2 separate regions of the Mus musculus genome follow, and region 2 is linked to region 1. The links are chromatin loops, found by intact Hi-C in ENCODE. Cell type or tissue: heart. All regions are shown on one strand.

What was found. Peaks named below come from ENCODE experiments on the same cell type or tissue, not always from the same donor. Only the 100,000 strongest peaks of a DNase experiment are listed, where the experiment ranks them.
Region 2: it touches region 1 in a loop (2.3-fold over the local background); 1 of 42 quality-filtered maps calls a loop at or near these places.

Annotation. Positions count from the first base shown.
Region 1 is chr1:59,236,119-59,240,118 of GRCm38, forward strand. Als2 (alsin Rho guanine nucleotide exchange factor) reads right to left here and starts at 1,113. Exons shown (of 34, transcript NM_028717.6): 1 at 1,037-1,113. It overlaps Gm33667 (predicted gene, 33667), which reads left to right and starts at 1,237. Exons shown (of 2, transcript NR_168353.1): 1 at 1,237-1,635; 2 at 2,567-2,904. In heart, a CTCF peak has its summit at 2,016; DNase peaks (open chromatin) are centred at 1,173, 1,693 and 1,963; H3K4me3 peaks cover 2,061 bases; H3K27ac peaks cover 1,369 bases.
Region 2 is chr1:58,971,193-58,975,192 of GRCm38, forward strand. Trak2 (trafficking protein, kinesin binding 2) reads right to left here and starts at 2,290. Exons shown (of 16, transcript NM_172406.3): 1 at 2,045-2,290. Stradb (STE20-related kinase adaptor beta) reads left to right here and starts at 2,330. Exons shown (of 12, transcript NM_172656.6): 1 at 2,330-2,658. In heart, CTCF peaks have their summits at 1,991 and 2,195; a DNase peak (open chromatin) is centred at 2,339; H3K4me3 peaks cover 3,470 bases; H3K27ac peaks cover 2,565 bases.

The DNA.
Region 1 (4,000 bases):
CTACTTCTTCAGGATTCCAGCTTATCCAGAAGACCAGCTAAAATAACTACCCTCGTGGGACTGAGCAACTATTAGATTCTTGGACTTCCCATTCCCGTTGTTGGGCTAGTTGGACTGTAAACTGTATATCACTATGATAAATTCCCTTAATATATACATTTCATAAGTTTTGTGACTCTAGAGAACACTAATACATACAGGTATATGATAAAAAACAAAAAAGTATGGCCTACTGTTTTTTTGCATTTTTGTACCTGCTCCAAATAAACCTACATCACACAAGTTTATCCTTGACAGTCATTTAAAAAACAGATACAAATATAAGAACAACAGAGTAACAACCTTAATTTGGGTACAGCAGTCAGTTAATCTATAAGAAAGTGCTGCTCTTGACCACCCAATTCAACCAGTGTGTTTTCCCTCTTTGGTAACCACAGAAGTACTAAACAGTAGCTTGCCTCTACAAATCTACAGTTGCTTGTCTGCAAATAGCCCTGTTACCTGGAGGACCAACATCAATGTGAGGACCATTTCCTCAAGATCGCTCCAGTGTTCTTTCCTGTCTTCACGATGATTCCTTTGATGACTTGATACATTTAGGGATTTGGTCAAACTACCACTGATTAATACCAAAGTCCTTTTCATTTTCAGCAAACGCTGTTTCAAACCACAGACCCTCCCCGCCCCCCTTCACTTTTCCCCACGATATGCATCCTGGGGCAAACCCACCTAGGACACTCAGCAAGGTTCACTGTCTAGCCAGCTGGGCGCCCACTGTGGGCATTCAAAAAACCCTCTGAGCGGATGGGCGTAAGCAGCGTGGGTGGAGGCGGGAAGAGGGGACCCGAAGGAATGCCACACAGCTCCGACCACGGCAGTGGGGCGCTGGGACCCGGAGGGTGGGACCCGGGCCGAGCCACCACGTCCGGAGCTCTTCACAGGCAGGCGCCGTCCCCGCAGGCCAGCCCAGCGCGCTCCCGCACCTCCGCCGACCCGCCTTCGAACCCAAGGACCGCCCGGACCCGCGCGGGCTCACCTGACGCTCCCGCAGCTCCGCGCTCTTCTCCCGGCGCGAGCCCGACTGCACCGCGGGTACGCGAGATCAGCTGATTCATGGGGGCGGGGCCTCCAGGTAGGGGCGGGGCCTCCGGCGGCGGGCTGGAGAGGCGGGCCCGCAGAATGGGTGGAGCTAGGCAAGAGCCGGTGACGGCGTCCGACAGGGATCAAGATTGCTCCGAACGCATCAGTGACTGCAGGCAAACCATTCAGTCAGGGCAGAACCAATCGTCCTAGGGCGGGCGCACTTTAGAAGCAACCGAAGACTCAGTGAAAGGACCTAACTCAATAAGCGTTTCCATGGTAACGATAGGCCGCGCTTGAGGATGGAAACTACTGCAAGTTTTGTTACCTCCTCAAACTGCGAGAAATGAAGAGAAAATCTTACCTATCAGAACATGGCTGCACACGTCTGTAATCCCAACATTTGTGAGATGAAGGCAGCAGGATCAGGAATTCGAGGCCAGCCTTGAGAACGTGTCTCAAGAGAAATAACAAAAGTGAAAATACGAGCTACCTTTAAGCTGCATGACGTCATCTCTTCCCGAGTGTGCCTTTGCCGCGTGTCCACCTTAAACGGTAAAGAGTAGGAAGAAACTATTTCCTCAGGGCTCCTCAATATACAGCGTTAAAATTGTTTTTGCTTGCTTCTTAGTCTCACTACCATCCATACTTGTCACGGTCGCAATCCTCCCGCTGCACCCCTAAGTGCTCCCTTGAATGTTTTGTGTAACAGATGCTCTCAGAACACAAGCCAGAGAGAAATCTGCTGCTACAGAGTGTGCATCGCGGAACCTACAGAGTTACATTTATTTACTCATTAAAGATAGATATATTCCCCGAATCGAATGCCCCTGCGTACAAATTCCCAACTGGTTCCTCCAACTCAGGGTCTCTCACCAGAGCCTTATCAACTTCAGTGCTAGAACAGAAAAGTGTACAGCCTTGAGAATGGCGCCACCAAATGGTACAAACCAGGGATGTCCTGCAGTTAATGAAGCCTGGACTCTGGCCGCCCTAACAAGCTACCTGTCCTCCATAACACAGCTAAAAAAGACAACAGTGAAAGAAATTTATTCAATGAGACTGCACTAGGAAAAAGAACTAAGGGGCTGGTTCAGTAAACCCCCTAAGTCTATCTTTGGAGCCTTGACATAAGTAGAAGGCTCAAGGTGTGATCTTGCCCATGGTAAACACATCTTGGTTGGTCCTGCAAAGCAAACTGACAAGTTGTCAGAACTAAGAACCAAGCTCTCCTGATGGTTTGCACCCAGAAACCCAATCTCTTCCTTCTCCAGTGAGACTCTTGAGGAAATCTAGTTCTTTGGGGCCCATTATCCTGTTAGTCCACTAGTCAAAAGGAGGGGCACACGTGTCTCTCCTCAGAATATCTTCACTCCTCTCAGGATGGTCACACAGCTTCAGCTGAGACATCCGTGTGGCCAAAGTATTTCGGAGCCTACACCAGTCATTTATACACTAAGATCTTATCTCCTAATTCTCTCCCCAGGTAACCTTGCCCTCGGGAGCTCTCAATCCCTTACTGAGCTCTACCCTGCCCGCCTCCTTTGATAAAAATGAAAAATAAATGTCTTCATCTACAGTTCTGAGGCAAGAGAGACTCCCAGAGGTGAACTTCCTTCATTCCCTCTAGCTGCTACCAAAGTATCCACCTGCAACTGAAGTCTTCCTTTTCCTGTCCTGAAAAGAAACGTTTTGTCCTCTCAGGCTAATCCTGGCCCTGGAATTAAGGCATCACCCTTCTTATCCATTTTGAGACTCACCCGCTTTTTTAAAAAAAATGAATGCAACCCCTCATCTTTCTCCTCAATAAAATAAGTCTCTGTGGTTTTGTTTTTAGTTATTTTTCTTCTACCTCACCTCCTTTGCAACCTAACATTCTACCTCCATTTATTTGTGTTTTGTTTTGTGTTCTTGTTTTTCAGGACAGGGTTTCTCTGTGTAGCTAGATGCTTAGTTATGTTATTTTAGCATACTTTGTATCACCCATGTGGCCTTTCAGAAATATAAAGAGTGATGAATATCACATTGTCTTAGGGTTTTACTGCTGTGAACAGACACCATGACCAAGGCAAGTCTTATAAAATTAAAACAAACAAACAAACAAACAAACATTTAATTGGGGCTGGCTTACAGATTCAGAGGTTCAGGCCATTATCATCAAGGTGGGAGCATGGCAGCATACAGGCAGGCATGGTGCAGGCAGAGCTGAGAGTTCTATGTCTTCATCCAAAGGCGGCTAGTGGAAGACTGACTTCCAGGCAACTAGGGTAAGGATCTTATGCCCACACCCACAGTGACACACCCATTCCAACCAGGTCACACCTATTCCAACAAGGCCACACCTCTACATGGTGCCACTCCCTGTGGATATACAAACCATCACACACATCTATCCTTATAAAGTGTATATTCAGCCCTGGAAAAATAGGTTTAAGAATGTCCCCAAAACAACCAGACTGCTGGCATTGCTCTTGGTTGCCACTCACAGTAACAAGATGGTAAGACACTATACACTTTTTTTTTTAAAGATTTATTTATTTCGTGTATGTGAGTACACTGTCACTGTCTTCACCGGAAGAGGGCATTAAAGATGGTTGTGAACCACCATGAGGTTGCTGGGAATTGAACTCAGGACCTCTGGAAGAGTCAGTGCTCTTAACTGCTGAGCCATCTCTTCAGCCTGACACTATACACTTTCATCACAAGAAATGAAACTCATCAGGAATTCATCAGGAAACGTATTCCCTAGCAGCTAGTTCTCAAGGTGTCAGGACAGTTTTTATTTTATTTTATTTTATTTTATTTTATTTCTCCACTTCAGGAGAAAAGATAATAATTGTCTTACTCATCACAGAACCATGCATGCTACAATACAGACTTGCCGGGCAAGATATGCCCCTGGGGTAGTAGTGGCATTGCT
Region 2 (4,000 bases), 260 kb before region 1:
AGACGTGACTAGATGCTCCATGTGACTGTCACGTCAATGACTCAGGTTTCTTTCCAAGTAAGTAGGATAACTTAATGAGGTTCAAAAGCTGGTCCAGGGCCAGCAATGTGGCTGAGAGACAAAGGTGCATGCCACCAAGACTGACACCCTGCGTCCTCAGGACACACATAGTAGGAAGAGAAAACCCAATCCTACAAGTGGTCTTCTGATTTCCACATGCATTCATGCAGGCGTGCTCCCAGGCACACACACACAGCAACAAACAAACAAACAAACGTAATTTTAAAAACGATACAGTCATGGAAGCACACAACTTTAATCTCAGCACGCAAGAAACAGAGGCAGGCAGATTTCTGTGAGCTCCAGGTCAGCCTGAGCTACATAGTGAAATTGTCTCAAAAAAGTAAAACAAACAAACAAAAAAAAAACCAACAAATCCAAAACAAAAAAAGGAATCATACAGATGATATAAATGAGCTGTAGACAAGAAGAAAATGAGCAAGAACTACAGTGCTACCATCCCCCATCCCTCATGTTGGCTCTAATATAGTCTGGGCAGTGAAGTAAAAACATTAAAAGGCCAATTTCCATAGTCTTTATGACTATGAATGTTAAACATTCATAGGGAAGAATAACAATGCTTTGTGACTATGGATGTTAAGCATCTGCAGTGAAGAATAATAACCATAGAACCATAAAACCCGAGAACTGGAAAGCACCTTTGTGATATAAGTCCAATCCTATCATTTTTTTTTTTAAGACATAAAGGCATCCAGGTGGATTTGGAATGAGCTCTTAGTGTGTTAATGAGCAGTTCTATGAGGGATGAGACTAGCAGACAAGAGTGTACAATTTGTTCAGAGGGCTAAAGTGGGAGTTACGGATGCATTCATAGTCAAGGAATGATGGAGCGAGTACTAGCAAACTATGAAAATTCTTCTTAACCATTCTTTTAACCTGGTTCATAACTTTGAGGCAAAGCAGGTATGGGTGTAAATCTCGACTTGATACAGAAAGTCTCCAGTGCAACTAGTGAGCAATGTGCGTGGTTAGGTGAACCGTGTACATCATCACATCAGTAAAAATGGGTATGGGTAAGAGCACTGTCTTTCACATAGGTATGTATGTGCTGGTTAAACATCTGAGGCTTGCCAGATACTACCTAATTTTAAAAATAGAAAGCTGGAGAGTGGCCGAGATGATAAAGTGCCTTTAATTTTGCCCTTTCCCACCACCAAATGTCCTTCACAATTCGTTTTCAAGTGTCACCACCATTAATATGCTATTTGGAGCTCACTGTAGCTCAGACTTTTAACAGGACAGCAAAGATTTGAAAGGTCACAAACATTTTTACTAAGGTAGAGCAAGAACTCTGAGTCTAGCTCATTTTGTTCAGTGGTCCTTACATAAGCTAAGTGAATTTCCAGCGAAATATTACCATCTTTCCTGATGCAGAAAAAGATGCATAAGCAGGTAATTGACTTCACTGCCATAATTGTGATTTAAAAAAAAAAAAAAGTGTCTGGGACTCAGAAGTGCTGGCACTGGAAAACACAACTGCCAATATTCATTCTTTTTGCTTCAACCAAAAGTCTTTCTGTCTGTCTGTCTTCCTTATTTCTTTTAAAAAGACATGTGGCGTTTGGTTCCAAATCAATTACAAATAAAAGCCCAATAAAGAAAGAGCTCTTTCTAGTGTCCTTTCCTCCCATTTGCATCACAGATGGCCACCGAGAGCTTAAGGTTTAACGTCCAGACACTAAAGCCACTCATCCTAAAACGACAGAGCTCCAGATGGACTCTGTCTGGCAAAGGATGGGAAGCTGCCAATCTTCAGAGGTGCAGATAGGGTGAATCCCGGAGGCTACCGCCCAGTTCCCATCAGTTTGCACCCACACTTGGGAAACATCCCTTTCCCATCTCGGGGCGGAATCCTTCCGTGAGTGACCTCTGGGGACCAGAGGGACGCGGGACAGGAAGGCTTCTCTGCCTTTGAGAGAAGTTGACAAGGGCAAGTTCGAATCGCACGCGGGAGCTTACTCACGGGAATGGCCCGGCGTCCTCGCTCTTCCGCCCACACTCGCTCAGGAAGAAGCCCCTAATGCGCGGCAGCCTGAGAGCAGCATCTGAAGCAGCCGCCGCCGCCACCGAGCTAACCCCCCCGGGCGTGGCAGGAACTGGCAGGCGCTCTCACATCATCACCGGGCGACCTTGGAGCTGCAGTGACGCCGGTTCAATGGCAGCCCCCACCCAGCTAGGGAAGCTAAAAAGGAGACCCACTCTCCCAACAGGCTTTGCGGCCCTAGCGCAAAGCCTTCTGGGAACTGTAGTTTGCTTTCCGTCCCGCCTACAGCTCGAGGGCCCCGCCTCCTCACTCCAGAGCTAGAAGCTGGAGGCGCGGTGGGGCGGAGCGGCGGGCCCCGACCCCGCTGGGGTGGGGCGAATCCCGTCCCGGCCGGTTGCCCCGGGCTAGGGCAGAAGTCCAGGCCGACCGGCCTTCTCCAGGCCGTGCTGCACTTCTGTGCCTTGAGGCTCACCCTGGAAGCCGGCCTAGTGTTTTCGCCTCGCCCCTTCGCGAGGCAGGTCCCGGGGCTCGCGCGTGTCGCCTCCCCTCAGCGCCCGCTGTCTGGAGAGTCGCTGGCCTTGGTCACCGCCTAGGTAATGAGGGGAGGCAGGCCAGCACGGGATGGTGTGGGGACCCGGGGAGCGACAGGGAACGCAGGTCGGTAGGTGCACAGCGGAAGGCTACAAGGCCAGTCCTCGCCTCCGCTCCTTACCGGAGTTGACACGGCCGGCCGAGCAGCCGCTGGAGTCTGCGGGACGCCGGCTCCCGCTCTCTGTCTCTGTGCCAGCGCACGGGGGGGCCGGGGCTCCCGGGTGCCCAGCAGCGGTGCCAGGTGCAGGAACCCAGCTACCGCCGCCCCGCTCCCCCAGCTCTTACCTTTGGTAGCGCACACAGGCCTGGCGACTTCCCAAGCTGAAGACACTCTGGCCCCAGACCTGTCTGCTCAGAGACGTCGAAGGGACCTTTTTCCAAATTAAATGTCCAGGCTTCGTTTTGTCTTCAGTGTTTACATTTGATGTCTTGTTTTCCCCTCGTGGGTTTGTTATGTCAAATACCTTTCCTCCAAACTTGATCATGATTTGTGACAGCACCTGCATAGCACAGTGCTTGGCACTCCGTAAATATTTGTTGAAACCATGAGTCATGATACTAAGTTTGGAAAATTGGATTAAGCTGTGTGCTTCGCTATGATCTTTGTTAAGGTTTTATGAGATTTCAAGATCACCTTGAGAATTACTGTAATTTTGAAGCCTAACAAAGAGTATTGGTAGGTTTTTTGTTTTTGTCGGCATTTCCTGTAACAGTAGACCATTGAATACCTCGATTAACGCAAAACCCAAGTCTTGTAAATACATAGCCCCTCTGGTGTCCATTTAAAGTGTTAACCTTTCAAATGAAAGGCCTGGGTATGACTTCTATATTATGCAACAAATTAGATTATTTATAAAGCTTTATTGTGGTTAGCTTTTTAGGTACAATTGCAAGGGACTACACTGAAGTACTCATCATTATGTTTAGGAATACAGGTTTCTTAAATATATATATATATATATATATATACATATACATATATATATATACACATATATATATACATACACACACACACATATATATATACATATATATGCACACATTTATGAGTAAATACATACACACATATTTTAAAGATGGGGTCTCACTATGTTGGTATCCCTAGATGGCTTAGAACTCACAAAGATCAGCCTGCGTCTGCCTCTGCCTCCTGAATGCTGGAATTAAAGGCATGTTCCACCAAGCCTCAGCAAGCTTCTTTATTTTTTTACTTTATAATTTACTTTTAAGGATTTATAATCTTAGCATAGTAGCAAAAACTAACAGCAGATCTTTCATTCAACTCCTTTGCCATGTGCAGCTGCTGCCCTGACCTCAAAATGTCTTGAAAAATTATCTGTT